Regions from separate parts of the Homo sapiens genome. Here region 2 is linked to region 1. A link is a contact called in ENCODE POLR2A ChIA-PET data. All regions are on one chromosome and are shown on one strand. Each heading gives the region's core, a stretch centred on a gene start or an enhancer-like site at or near the end of the contact. The rest is flanking DNA. Distances are from core to core; before and after follow the strand shown.

Region 1 (7,562 bases), core at 5,063-7,562:
AGTAGGTGAGGTCCCACCTGCCAGGGATGGAGCAGGAGAGTGACCCCTGCATAACCTTGAATCCTCATCTGCAGCCCATGAGCAGCTGGAGACTGGGGACTCTGGGAAGGGTACTGGGCTTAGAAGCCACCCCCTGCCCCAGTGGACAGAGTATCCTGGACACCTCAGCCACTCTCCCTGAGCGTGTGGTGTGTGTAGAGGCCCCTGCGTCTATACCACTGCTCCCAGGGAAACTGGGAACCCAGGAAGTATGCTGGAACCCTTCATGCTGTGACCTACAAATGCCCCACCAGAGCGGCCCTGCTCCAAGCACTGAGGTCAGGGGCCCATGTGCCTGCCTCCTCCTGCCGGGGGATACAGGGGACTCAGAGGCCCTCCCTGCCACAAACTCCCTTCCCCGACAACCCACAAGCAGCTTGGAGGCAGTTAGCAGATGGAGTTAGGATAGGACTTGCCTGGCCCCAAGAAAGGGCCAGGGGCTTTCCTCCTGCCACCCCTGCTCAGCATCTCCCTCCTCCCTTGTCTGCCTGTGTCTGGCACTGGTGGGGCCGTGCTGGGTGGGACACGGCTAGGAGGCCTGGCTTTCTCAATCCCCTAATCTCCTATCAACCCCACCCCCATGCAGCCCCTCCAACCTCTTTTCAGGTCCCTAGATGTTGGGGAGGGGATGGGGGCTGGGCCGGCTGTAGAGAGTCTAACCCTGGGGAAGGGGCCCTGCTGGGCTGCCCCCTGGCCGAGCCTCTCCAGCCCGCTCGCTTCCCTCTCTTCTAAGTATCAATACAGCCTCGTCCACAGCCAGGGCCTGGTTCTGTCTGCCTCAGCGCATGTGGAAAGCCCTCTTCGATTGCCTTATGGTCCTGGGCTGCCATCTCCCAGAAGGTCTTTAGTGGCCCCCAAAAAGATGCTGAGGGCTGGGATTTGGGCGGGGCTGGGCTGGAGGGAAGTGGAGGACCTTGCTGGTCCTGCAGCGCCCGGTCCCAGTTCCGCTTTTCGGGACGGTCCCTTTAAGTGCTTGCTGAGCTTGGGCCATGAGCAGTGCTCTGGTGCTCTTGGGAGCCTTTGAGTCCAGAGTGGCTGGTGTGTGGTGTGGGGTCAGAGAGACCCCGGGAAGGGCAGCCCAGCCCAGCTCCCTCCTGGTGCCCGCAGGTCTTGTGGGCCCTCAGCACCCGAACCCCACAGGGGCAAGGACTCAGGCCCCTCCCCAGGCAGGGAGCAGCCCTTGGACAATGCACTTGGCCCCTGTGAGCCTCGGTTTCCGTCTGTGAAATGGGAGGCTCCAGGGACCTGCCTCACAGCTCCGGGGGATGAAACAAGAGCCTTGGTTTAAAAAGCTTGGCAAAGGCAGGGCGCGGTGGTTCATGCTTGTAATCCCAGGACTTTGGGAGGCTGGGGCGGGTGGATCACCTGAGGTCAGGAGTTCAAGACCAGCCTGGCCAACATGGTGAAAGCCTCTTCTCTACTAAAAATACAAAAATTAGCCGGGGGCAGTGGCAGGTGCCTGTAATCCCAGCTACTCAGGAGGCTGAGGTGGGAGAATCTCTTGAACCTGGAGGGCGGAGGTTCCAGTGAGCCGAGATTGTGTCACTGCACTACAGTCTGGGCAACAGAGCGAGACTCTGTCTCAAATAAATAAATAAATAGCTTGGCAAAGACTGGCATGGAGTGAACGCTTGGTCTGAGTGGCTACATTCTGAGTGTGCAGATGGGGAAACTGAGGCTTCAGAGGGGTGCGGCTTACTCATCCAGAAAGCACTCCGAGGGCCTATAGCAGCCGAAGCAAGGCCAGCCCTGGGGCCTTGCAGCCCATCCCCCTCCCGCCGCCCCAGCAGTGGGATCTCAGGGGCTGGGACTGCAAGGCAGAGCTCACGCCCCCACCCCTCACCAGGCTGAGGACTCAGAGCGGGAGACCACTGGGCCCTTTCCACTGCCAACACCCTCCTCTTCTCTAGGGCTCACCCATCCCTCTGGCACGTTCTCAGGGAACTGAGGTGGAGACAGGCTGGCCCGTAGGGTAGCGGAGCAGAGGCCCACCATCCTGCCACCCCAGGGTGTCACCGGCCAGGGCCTGTCCCAGCTGGACCCCAGACCCTCCTGGCACTGCCCTTGTGTGGCTCCAGGATTGTTTTAGGAGACACGAGGGAACCAGGAAGGGGGCGCAGGAAGAAAGGATTCTGGCTTCCAGAATCAGCGGGGGTGGGGCCTGTGATGCTCCCACTTGTGCGACCAGCCCAGCTGGGTGTCGGTGGACAGCAGCGCCTGCCAGCCCACGAGGAAGAAGACATCCTTCTGCTTCCCTGGGAAACTTCCAGATGCCTCAGACCCCTTACCCAGGGCAGGAGGAAGGGGACCTCCCCAGGGATCCTGGGTCCAGACATCAGGTCTTGACCACAGGAAGGTGTAGGGAGGGAGCCCCAGGGCTTAGCCCTCAATCCTAACCTCCCTCAGCAGCCCCTGTGGGGCTAGGGCTGGGGCTGAGGTGGCTTCCCCAACTGTCCCCAGCTCTGCCCTCTTTCCTGAGCAGTCGTGGGCACCGCTGGGGGCTCTCAGGGCCACCTGCCCCAGCGTGGAGCATTGCACATCCTCCAGGTGGTGCCTGGCCTTGGCTCGGAGGGCAGGTGGGCGGGAGGGCTGCCCAAGGGCCTGGCTGCCTGGGGGGTTCCATCCCATGGGCTCCTGCTGCTCAGATGAAGACTTCCAGGGGGCTGCCGGGGGCCTCCAGCCCCTTCCTCCTTCAGAATCTGGAGCTCTGAGGGTCTCCAGGGACAGATGGCCAGAAGGAACCCTGCCAGAGCAGCCCCTCAGGTCATCCCTGCCCTTCCCAACTCAGCTCAGCACACAGAGAAGCGAGGGAGGCTCCGATGGGCCAGGCGGGGCTCCAGGACTGGCCCTGTCCATGGCAGGTGCTGCCAGAGCCCTGGGCAGCGGCCTCCCACCGCGGGCTGGGCAGGCCTTTGAAGGTCTGCAGAGGAGCAGGGCGGTTGGGTGATGCTAGGAGGGGCATGTGCCAGGGCTCTGACACCTTCCAAAACTGGGAAGAGCTGGGAAAGCTGGTGGGATGGGAAGTGAGTTCAACCAGGCCAGGAGGGCCTGGCATGGCCACCCAGGGGCATGGAGTTTGCCTGTAGCTGGTGAATGGTTCTTTCCGTGGGAGACACGGCCTGGTCGCTCATGGGGAACAGACTGGGGGTAGGGTCATCCTGATGGGGGCCTGGGCTACACAGGGGCAGACTGAGAGGGCAGCCAGGGTGTCTGTGGGACAGGGTGGCGGCAGGCAGACTTGCCTTCTAGGTGTGGACATGGGGTGGGCACGCCTGGGCGGGTGGGCACCCCCGGGCAGCTGGGCCAAGGACAGGCACTGCAGCCAAAAATGCAGTGTGACCCCAGGGAGGGTACACCCCTGCAGAGCTGGGCTCCAACATCTGGATATGTCGAACCCAAGGTCTGAGAGGGCAACCTGACCCTCCCCAGCTGTGGACCAGGACGCCCCGTCCTCATCGCCTCAAGGCCTCCAAGGCCAGATAGTTCCTCAGTGTGGGGAGAGCCTTGCTCTTGGGGGCTATAGAGGGCAGGCATCCCCCAGCGTCACCAGAGAGTCCCCCCAGAGCCACAAGGCAGCTCTGTGAAATCCTCGTCCCTGCCCCCAAGGGACAAGGACAAGCTAGTGACTGTCTGCTGGACAGCGGGGCGAGACAGGAGTGCCCCCGAGTGGAGGAACCGCAGTCCAGCCTGGCTGGTAGCCGAAGCGGAGCCTGGACCCCGCCCAGGGTCAGGGGACCTTCTTTGGCCTGAGGCCTCGTGGGAGAGGACAGTCCTGTCCTGGGGGCATCTGAGAGACCACATCATGGAGGGGTGGTTCTGAGGAATCTGGCCCCGTCCCGGGCAGTCTGAGGGGAGGGGCCACATCATGCGACAGTCTGAGGGGCTGGACCCACTTGTCCAGCTGGAGGGGCTTGGCCTGCCCTGGACCTAGTGTTGAGGGCATGTCCTGAGACCGTCACAGGCTGGCGTACCTGGCACTCTGTGACATGCACGGGGGGCTGTCTTGTCCACTGCTCCAGCCCCAGCTGAGCCTGCCCAGCCTGGGCCTTCCTGGGGACTCCCGTGTGGGGGCTTCCCAGGCCATACATCCCTGCCTGGGTGCAGGGGACTTCTGTCCCATCCTAGACAGGAAACTCCCCGGTTCCCTTAGTCACCTTGTGAAATGAGAAGCCTACCCCACTGGGGCTCTCAGTTTCATTCTGAAAGGTCAGGCTTGGCTGCGCACCCCATGCAATTCGCGGGGGCAGGGGATGTCCAAGGAGGGGGTCCAGGCTTTGCAGAGCCCAGGAGAACCGCCGCTCTCCAGCTGGAGCGCCTGACAGCCCCGGCACAGGTGCAGCCCTGGCCTCCCAGGATCTGCACCAAGATGCCCCAGGATCATCTGTGCCTTGGCCATGCCCGCTCCAACCCCCCCTCCCCGCTCCTGGCCCGGGGGATCCAGGGCATTTGAGACAGCTGGGAGGGGGTGGCCAAGGATGAGGCCAAGGAGGAAGGCGGGGGTGCCCCAGCCCAGAGGCTCATGTCCTGCCCTTCTATGGGCATGAGGTGACCAGGAGCAGCACCTAGTCCAGGGCTGGGGGTGGTGCTGACAGGAGGGCCCGTTTTGCAGCTGGGACACAGCTGTTGTGCACCCAGAAGCCTGTCTCCCTGCACACGGCCTGGGCAGGGCATCCTCCCACCTCTCCCTGGGGACAGGCACGGACGTCCCGACCCAGCCCTCAGCCAGCCCCGGCCTCTGCTTAGCCTCCACTCCACTCACGGCACTCGGGGTCCCTTCAGTGGCCCCCCGCACCTGTACCCAAGTGGGATTTGGCAGCAAGAAGTCAGAGATGCAGACCCCTCACACATACCAGACCCACAGCAATGTGACGGCCACCAAGGACACAGACACAGGACAGTGACTGCAGCCACCAACAGCACAGGAGCTTTGTGTGAAGGCCGGGAGGTGGTCCCTGCACCGCCCCGGGTCGGGTAGACCGGGACCCTCTGCTGTCAGCACCAAGGCAGAGACTGGTAGCAGCCCTGGCTGCAGTTTTGGGGTATGTGAGCGTCACCCTGGGCCTCCTCTCAGGTCCGTCCTGTGTGGCTGCGGGCATCACACTCTTTCTGCAACCTGGGCCCCAGCGCCTTCCCTTCCGCACACCAGGCCACAGCCCCCGCTGACCTGCTCCTAGGCCGGCCTCTATCCCCAGCACCGGATCCCCATCCCCTGACCATTAGCACGTCGCCCCTCTGCCCCTCAAAGCCCTACCTGTCCCTGCACCGCACGCCCTGAGCCCTCCCATCTCTTCTGGGACCTGCACCGGGGGCAACTCGGGTTCCCCTGGCGAGGCTCAGCTGTGATGCCTGGATGCCTGCTGGCCGGCAGCTCCCCTCTGCCAGGGAGCCCAGTTACTAAGCCGCTAGCCCTCTCCACCCACCCCAGCACAGGGCTGGATGCCCATTGGTACCACAGAGTACAGCTGCCCGCTAGGAGGCCTTTGGCAGCGGGGTTTTTCTGCCCAGCTCTGGCAGTCCTACACACAACCTCTGCCATGCCCCCTCATGTCCCCACTCCAACCAACACACGGTGCCTGGCACCCAGCACAGGCACCTGCCAGAATCCTTGGCCTTGTCCTTTACCGCAGGTCAAGGGCAGCTTTGGGTGCCCTGCCCTGAGGCCTGCTGGGCCCCAAGCCTGGCGGCCTCCAGACCCTCAAGGCAGGATAGCCCCTCTCAGATAGTCCTGTGGGCAGGTGGCCAGGCCCGGGCCAGTTCCACCCATCCCAGAACAGCTGCTCCCCAGCCCCCACCTTGCCTCTTCCCAAGCTAACAGGGCCCACAGTCCCCAGCTCCTCCCTGGCAGTCCAGGACACGTCTTGGGGTCTCCTCGCTTCAGGCATCCACCATGGGCTTAGGATCCCACGCGCCTCCCCCAGTGAGTCCAGGGCACAGAGGCAGGCGGAAGAGACCTCCACCCTTGTTGTGAGAGGGGGGTCCCAGCAAGACTTCCTGCCACCTGTCTGTGGGTCCCCAGTTTCCCCATCGGACATCCAAGTTCTCCCATTGGGGGCCCCAGATTCCCCATCAGGCACCTCAGTTCTCCACCCTCCATGCAGCTCAAGGACTATGCACCCGTGGACACGGCACAGGGCGCCGGGCGTCGCCGCAGACCCTTACCCCAGCAACTCTTCCCGCTCCTCGGCACCCGGGTCACTCGAAGCCTCCGCCATCAGCCTGTAGTCTGGGCCCCACAGGGTGCTGGCAGATCCCTGGAGTGGGTGTACGTGCTGTGGCTTTCAGTGCTTTCTGGGGCGGCTTCTGAGCCCCCACCCCCAGCCGAGTTTCACTTCCCCCTTCCGGCTGCAGGTTGAGGTTTGGAACCTGTCTCGGCTTGGGTCAGGGTGTTGTTTTTTAATCTGTTGCTACAAGAGGAGAGGAAGAAAAAAAAAAAAACCCAAACCACCCCTCAGGAAGCGTTAAGCAAGTTACAGGGGCCTGGGGTGACAGAGACGGGGTGCGAGGGCCAAGATGGCCGCAGGCAGCTCTTCATGGCTCGGGGAGGGGGACCCATGTTACCCCTGGTCCCCGCTAGTAGCTCTGGCCATCAGGTCCACCTGTGAGTGGCCAGTTCTCCTGCAGCATCAGGGACAAACACGTCTGTGATCCCATAAGCACCACGTGAGCGTTTTAGCTTCTTTGGGTGAAATCTACCCAGAGGCCGGCTCTCCTACAGGTGCTCATGGAACTTGGTGGAGTCTTTTCTCGAAGCCTGGGGTCATAGCCTTGAGCACATCAAACAGCTGTGGGTCCCAGGTGGCTTTGGGGGCTGTGCCCGGGATGCCCCTGCGTTCTACCCGTCGGGTGCCTTGTTCTGTCTTGGACTGCCTTGCTGATGCCGAGCTGTCGGGCATCCGCCTCGTCCCCCCGCTGCCCCTTGCTCTCCGTGCTCTGGTCGCTGGAGTTGACCACCGAGTGGTTCGTGTCCCCAGGCTCTAAAGGCAGTGCCTCAGGGACCCTCCCAAGAGGCATAGGCCAGCCCGAGGGGAGGGATGGAGGCTGTTTCCAGCCCTCACTGTCCCCAGCTTCTGGGAGTGACCACGCAGTGGCTCCAGGGTCAGGAGGAGGGATGCATGACTGCAGGAGCCAGACCCCAAAAGCTGAGGCAGGGGAGGACTTAAGCTGGGCCAGAGTAGGGCAGCCACAGAGGTGGCGAAGGCTTCCCTGCTGGAAACCTCAGCGCAGGAGAATGGGAGAAGGGAGCCCTGGCCAGCGGCTGGGCCTGAGAAATCCAACCAGCAAGGACTTACAGGGGGTCCCAAGGCAAAGAGGGGCTGGAGAGAGGCCAGGGGTTGGGAGGGCCCTGGGCCCAGAGTGTTGACCCATCAGGGTGGGGCCGAACCGGAGGCCGCCTCCTTGGGACTCAGCGAGCCCCCCACCCACCAAACACACCACAAAGACCAGCAGAGGCTTTCAGAGCCCCACGAGTGGAGGCACCAGAGGGATCCGTGGCCCAGACGATGGGCAGGGCTAAAACCAGATCA
Region 2 (7,407 bases), core at 3,835-6,334, about 120 Mb before region 1:
TGATGTGAGAAAGATGACTGCACGCACAGAGGCACCCACACATGGTGGCTGCTTCTTGGCCCCACCCCCACCCTTGTTATCACGCTCCCTTTCAGCCAAATCGCCCTTTGCTGGGATCCTACTACCCTTTCCAGTGCCCTCCTTCACCCTCTCCTCCATATTCACCTTCCCTCTTTCCCCTCTTCACACCTTGCTTACTGAAGATGCTTACCCCACTGCATCCCCAACAGATGCATCATTCTTTTTTTTTTTTTTTTTTTTTTTTTTTGAGACAGAGTTTTGCACTTCTTGCCCAGGCTGGAGTGCAATGGCATGATCTTGGCTCACCACAACCTCCACCTCCCAGGTTCAAGCGATTCTCCTGCCTCAGCCTCCCGAGCATCTGGGATTACAGGCATGCACCACCACGCCCGGCTAATTTTGTATTTTTATTTATTTATTTTGAGACAGAATTTTGCTCTCGTTGCCCAGGCTGGAGTGCAATGGCGAGATCTCAGCTCACCACAAACTCCACCTCCCGGATTCAAGCAATTCTCCTGCTTCAGCCTCCCGAGTAGCTGGGATTACAGGCATGCGCTACCACGCCCGGCTAATTTTGTATTTTTAGTAGAAATGGGGTTTCTCCATGTTGGTCAGTCTGGTCTTGAATTCCTGACCTAAGGTGATCCGCCTGCCTCAGCCTCCCAAAGTGCTAGGATTACAGATGTGAACCACCGTGCCCGGCCAACAGATGCATCATTCTTAGGATTAAACAGCCTGAGGAGTTTCCAGCCTCTGTTGGTGGTATTGGGGTCGTTTCCTCGCTCTTCTCCATTCACTGCCTTTAGAAGCTGCTTTCAAAGAAGACGGCTTTCAGGACAAGGCATCACACTTCTTCTCCAGCACGTACAGTCCTGAAACCTCCAGGAGGAAGCTGCCCCAAGGTTTCCTGTGTCCCAAGCTTGCTGGGAACTCCTCATCCTTCCATTCACCCTATTCTCAATATCCCTGCCCCTCCAATCCCTTAGCATACTTGACTTAGCCTTGGCCACCCTGGCTAGGGACATTGATCAGGAAGGAGTACAGCGTATAGAATCATAGAGGAATTGAAAGGAACTTTGGAATATAAACCAGACTATCCTCAACCACACCCCCACCCCCAGCAAATGCAAGATTCTCGTCACTGCATCCTTATCAGATGATCACCCAGAATCAATGAATACGAACATCAATGAAGGTGAGACATTTGCTCCTTTCAATAGATCATGTTTCAGTGGAGGATGGTTTCATGATTAGAAACTTATTCCTTATGATGAGTCAAAATATGTCTTCCTGTAACTCCTCTCCAGAGGTCCTGGCTGTGCCTTCTGTCTGGACTGTCTGACTCCTCTTCCAATAAGCATCCTCTGAAGACAGCCAGCACATCCTGAGAGTCTTGTTGTCTCCCAAACACACTTCCACAGTGTCTTCAGTCGTTATTTGCAGACTTGGTTTCTGGGTCCTTTGACGCCCTGTTTTTTGACCTCTGGGTGATTTCTGGTTAATGGTCTAGATATTATCTGACTAGGAAAAAATATAGGACGATATGCATTTCCTTGTTCAAGACTCTATACTTGGCAGGGCGTGGTTGCTCATGCCTGTAATCCCAGCACTTTGGGAGGTCAAGATGGGAGAATCCTTTGAGCCCAGGAATTTGAGACTAGCCTGGGCAACATGGTGAAACCTCGTCTCTACAAAAAATTCAAAAATTAGCTGGGCATGGTGGCACACACCTGTAGTCCCAGCTACTCAGGAGGCTGAGATAGGCGGATCGCTTGAGCCCAGGAGGTTGAGGCTGCAATGAGCCATGATCACACCACTGCCCTCTAGCCTTGGTGACACTCAAAAAAAAAAAAAAAAAAGATTCCATACTTCTATAACTATGTAACTACAATACAATTGGACTTTCCTGCAGGGTCCTACTCCTCTTAATAACATGCCTAAAGGATTTCATTTTGAAGGTTCTGGGCCATTGTTGCAACCTATAAAGGGAAATTTTTCTGATCCCAATTCTGTCATCTGGTGATGTGATAACAACATAGATTAGTCATCCTTGGGTCTATCCAAGTCCTGATGGCAAATATTGACAGGATGAAGCCAAAACCAGAACCCTGCTTCATGCCATTAGAGACTTACTATACCCAAAGGTCAGGAAAGACTTCATGGAAGTCTTGGCCACTGGAGGCTTGGAGAGAGTGAAGGCTTGGTGTGCCTGGAGAGGGGGACAGGGTGGACAGTGTGGGACATGATGAGAACTGCTTGGAAAAAATGTGTAGAAAGAATTATCTGGCCGGGCGCAGTGGCTCACGCCTGTAATCCCAGCACTTTGGGAGGCTGAGGTGGGTGGATCACGAGGTCAGGAGTTCAAGACCATCCTGGCTAACATGGTGAAACCCCGTCTCTACTAAATATACAAAAAATTAGCCAGGCGTGGTGGTGGGTGCCTGTAGTCCCAGCTACTTGGGAGGTTGAGGCAGGAGAATGGCGTGAACCCGGGAGGCGGAGCTTGCAGTGAGCAGAGATTGCGCCACCACACTCCAGTGCGGGCGACAGAACTACCCGGGCATGGCCGGGTGCAGTGGCTCACACCTGTAATCCCGGCACTTTGGGAGGCTGAGGTGGGCAGATCACGAGGTCAAGGGATTGAGACCATCCTGGCCAACATGGTGAAACGCCGTCTCTACTAAAAATACAAAAATTAGCTGGGTGTGGTGGTGGGCACCTGTAGTCCCAGCTACTCAGGAGGCTGAGGCAGAAGAATCACTTGAACCTGGGAGGCGGAGGTTGTAGTGAGCCGAGATGGCACCACTGCACTCCAGCCTGGTGACAGAGTAAGACTCCGTCTCAAAAAAAAAAAAAAAAAAAGAATTACCTTGTGCCTGGCACATCATGGGCCTTCTGTGTATGGTGGTGTGGCTATGGCAATAATGATGATGAGATAGGGCAGGGGGAGGAGCAAGGAAGTGGTTGGAGCATGTACTGGACAAGGTAGGAGCTGCTCTTATGGCCTTCTCCTCTCCTACTCTTTCCACAGTTCTCTATATTTTCCACATGTGCTGTAGGCCTAGAAAAAGAGTTTTGGGGGAGGCTTAAGACTGCTTCCCAGGTGCTATAGCAGCAGGCTCTGGCCAGTAGTTTCAGCTATGATGGTTTGGGCAGCAGAGAGGTAGCCTACCAGCTTCTCTATGGCTGACTCAGGCGTCACACATTAGACACATCTGTGACTGTCACCTGAAGTCTTTGACTTTTTGGGCCTATTCAGAGATCCCATTCTTCTCTCCAGATGGTGAACACACTACAGCTTCCCAGGGTCTACTTGTGTTAGCCTCTGACCTTTGATAGTCAACTCAGTTTGCCCCCAGTGGTAAATACCTTCTGACCTTGAGGCTTTTTCTTTTTCTTTTTTTTTTTTTTTGAGACAGGATCTCATTTCATCACCCAGGCTGGAGGGCAGTGGTACGATCATGGCTCACTGCAGCCTTGACCTCCTGAGCTCAAGCCATCTTCCTGCCTCAGCCTCCCGAGTTGCTGGGACTACAGGCACATGCCACCTCACCTGGCTAATTTTATGTTTTTTGTCAAGACAGAGTTTCACCATGTTGCCCAGGCTGGCCTTGAACTCCTAGGCTCAACCGATCCGCCTGCCTCAGACTCCCAAAGTGCTGGGATTACAGGCATGAGCCACCATGCCCAGCAACCGTGAGTTCTAATATTGTTTTGAGAAGGCTCAGAGAGTTACTGCCTCTACTAGAAACCATGATCTTACAATCTTCACACACATAAAGTCAGACTAGCTCCCTAGGATAGAGAGGGCAACGCTTAAGCTGCGATCCTTTGCCTTTGAAGAGGAGATGTCAGAGGTTCCATCTGTGTGTGACAATCGGATGGCAGAGGACCCTTCCAGGTCAGGCAGCTCAGGTTTTATTTCAGTGTGCAACTTGTTTATATTTCACCTATGCAGGATCCCAATCCCCACCCCATAGGCAGTCTAATTGAGGCTAAATTGTTTTCTAGCCTTCTCGTCAAAATGACCACTGGAGGCTGAACATGGTAGCTCGCCTCTGTAATCCCAGCATTTTGGGAGGTCAAGGGGGGAGGATCACTTGAGCCCAGGAGTTCGAGACCAGCCTGGGCAACATAGGATACCCCATCTCTACAAAAAATAAAAATATTAGCTGGTGGTGCACACTAGTGCTTCCAGCTACTCAGGAGGTTGAGGTGAGAGGATTGCTTGGGCCCAGGAGGTCGAGGTTGTAGTGAGCTGAGATTGCACCACTGCACTCCAGGCTGGATGACAAAGCAAGATCCTATCTCAGAAAAAAAAAAAAAAAAAAAAAGACAGAAAGACTACTGATACTTCCGCCAAGACTGGGTTTGTGTCTGGTTTAGGCAAGGGTGGCCGCTTACATCAGCTCAGGTGTATTTTTCTCAGTAATTATACTTTACAGTCCATGGATTACATTAAATTTCTATTTGTTCCAGAGATTAGATACAATCACTTGTCTTGGAGTTCATTTTCTATATTCCACAGAAAAAGTAAGCTGTTCCACACAGTTTTGGGGTGCTGCTACAGGGAACGGGCTGGGGTTTCCCCTTCTATTAACCTAGGACTCTCTCCCTCTCTGACATGGCCAGAGACTTTGTTCTCTTCTTTCTCTGGGTCTTTCCCAACAGCTGAGAACAGAGCTCCCAGGTCCCTACCTCATCAGCCTCAGGAAGAGTAGGGTATACCTCTCAGCACTGAAGGAAACTCGCCATAGACTTGCATAGCAGTCACCGGTCTACACAGTCCCATGAAAGTTTAAATTTAATGTTACTTAATCTTTATATTTCACTTAATCTTCACATTTAATTATATGTAGTCCTTGAAGCGGCTTGTGCCGGAGGGATTGGCATCACTCCTGGCCGTATTTTGTGAGGACAAGGAAACAGAGTCTCATTTTCTTGCTCGTGATTGCAGGGAGGGTTCGTTGCAGAGTCAGAGCCTGAAGTCAGCCCTGTAGGCACCAAATCCAGGGCTCCCTCCACAAGACCACACGGCCCGTCTCTCAGAGGCGCCATTTTGCAAAGGACAGGCACTTACCTGGCTGGCTAAGGGGAAAACTATGGCTAAATCCTGCACAGGCTCCTCATCAGGTACTTTCTATGTGCCATGAACTATGATAGGTTTTTCACACATCATTTCTTTTCATTCCCTGAACAGTCTTTGAGTGTTGGGTTTTTTGTTTTGTTTTGTTTTTGAGACGGAGTCTCGCTCTGTCGCCAGGCTGGAATGTGGTGGCACCATCTCGGCTCACTGCAACCTCCGACTCCCTGGTTCAAGCAATTCTCCTGCCTCAGCCTCCCGAGTAGCTGGGATTATAGGCACGTGCCGCCACGCCCAGCTAATTTTTTGTATTTTTAGTAGAGACGGGGTTTCACCATGTTGGCCAGGATGGTCTCGATCTCCTGACCTCAGGTGATCCACCTGCCTTGGTCTCCCAAAGTGCTGGGATCACAGGCATGAGCCACCGCGTCCGGCAAAGTGTTGGGTATTTTTATTACCACACTGCAGATGTGGAAACCAAGCTTCAGACAGTAATGGGAAGTAGCATGAATGTTCACAGCTCACTCAGACAGCAGGGACCCAACACCCCATTACAAGTCAACACAGGAAGTGGGGTGGTAAAGGCTGTCATTGCCGGCAGCCTGCACCCACGCACAGCTCCCCTCTCGTTAGGAAACAGGTAGAGTCCTGCAGGGAGGAAATGGGCTGCAGGTGCTGGGTAGGCACATCAAGGTTACCACAAGGTCATGGGGGCCACAAATGAGCTTGGGAACGTCGGCCTGGGGCAGGTTGTGTGGCCAGGGTTAGAGTGAGTCTGGTGCTTGGATCAGGTGTTTGTATACTGAGTACTGCGGCAGCCAGAGGCGAGATTCTGATGGAGGAGCACCTTGTCTAACAGAGAAGGCAAAACAGACACATCATGCAAGTTGGCATGCTCATATTCACATGCAACTGGGCACATTTTCAAAGAATATGCAAAACTCTACCGTGTTGCTAAGGTAGTGTGGGTGGAGTCAGCAGTGTGGAAGGCACAGGGAATGGGGGAAACGTGCAGCATTCCTTCGCACCTAAGTGCTGTGGGCGCATGCGCTGGGTAGGCTGTAAGGCTGAGTGGGTGACAGAAGAAACGCTGCACTGGAGGCCCAGCATGTCTGCTTCCCAGCAAGGCCGCTCTGAGACCAGACCCTGCCTGCTTGCGCAAAGACACGCCAAACACAGAATGCCAAACAGGCATCCCCAGGGGAGTGCTCCTCACACTTTATGCCTCAGAGTCACCAGGAGGGCTTGTTACCTCCAGGTTGCCAGGCCCCACCACGAGAGTGTCTGATTCGGGAGGTCTGGGGTGGGACCTGATAATGTGCATTTCTAAGAGTGTCCAGGTGACGCTATGCTGCTGGCCTGAGAACTACACTCCTAGAACCACCGCTCTAGGCCACGTAGGACTGGTACACAGCCATATACCAATTGGTAAACTCGTCCCCACACAGCTTGTTTTCCAACCTGGAGCTCCCAACCACCCAGCAGGGCCTTCAGTCCCTCCACACAAAGGGTGCCATAGTTGACGTCTCTCCAGAGCAACACAGCACCTCATACAACCAACACACAATCAACAACAATGACACAGCACCTCATACAACCAGCACACAACCCACAGCAACAACACAGCACCTCATACAACCAGCACACAACCCAAAACAACGACACAGCACCTCATACAACCAGCACACAACCCACAACAGGAAGAACACAGCACCTCATACAACCAGCACACAACCCACAGCAACGACACAGCACCTCATACAACCGGCACACAACCTACAACAACAACACAGCACCTCATACAACCAGCACACAACACACAACAGGAAGAACACAGCACCTCATACAACCGGCACACAACCCACAACAACACAGCACTTCATACAACCAGCACACAACACACAACAGGAAGAACACAGCACCTCATACAACCAGCACACAACCCACAACAACACAGCACTTCATACAACCAGCACACAACAGTTGGTTTTCCCAGAACACCGGCCTCCCTGGGCCCCACCCTGGCACCGTTGAGATTTCTGTGGTGCCTCCCGGGCTCTGACAGGTTGCACCTCTATCTCTCTGGTCGGTCTCAGCTCTACTCTAATAAGTAATGCATGAGCTCTACTAGTTAGCTTTCAGCATGTCATGTAATCCTGTCACTTTGATCATGACCCATAGGAAGAAATATATTTTATATCACAAGCTAGTTGGACATGTGTGATGAACATATACACACAAATACACAGTAAGTTTTGTAAACACTGCTTAGTATGGGTAGCATACTCATATTTTCTACTCTT

Evidence for each region. ChIA-PET counts read pairs that join two places held with the same protein, here RNA polymerase II (POLR2A).
Region 2: POLR2A ChIA-PET joins it to region 1 with 10 read pairs in T-cell. The contact joins the enhancer-like site here to the promoter of LSP1 in region 1. POLR2A ChIA-PET finds 5 or more read pairs at or near these places in 2 of 52 experiments (OCI-LY7 and T-cell).

What each region holds. Positions count from the first base shown.
Region 1 is chr11:1,851,834-1,859,395 of GRCh38, reverse strand. It overlaps LSP1 (lymphocyte specific protein 1), which reads right to left and starts at 6,312. Exons shown (of 11, transcript NM_002339.3): 1 at 6,199-6,312. The coding sequence starts at 6,251. RefSeq lists enhancers at 3,941-4,370, 6,221-6,540, 7,532-7,562.
Region 2 is chr11:118,875,273-118,882,679 of GRCh38, reverse strand. No RefSeq gene overlaps it. Among named protein-coding and RNA genes, the nearest start is that of CXCR5, 4.9 kb to the left of the region's middle. Within about 2 kb of position 5,084, at least 12 of the 41 ENCODE cell types and tissues checked have a DNase peak (open chromatin) inside an H3K27ac peak, as active enhancers do; they include OCI-LY7, where a contact is called at or near this core.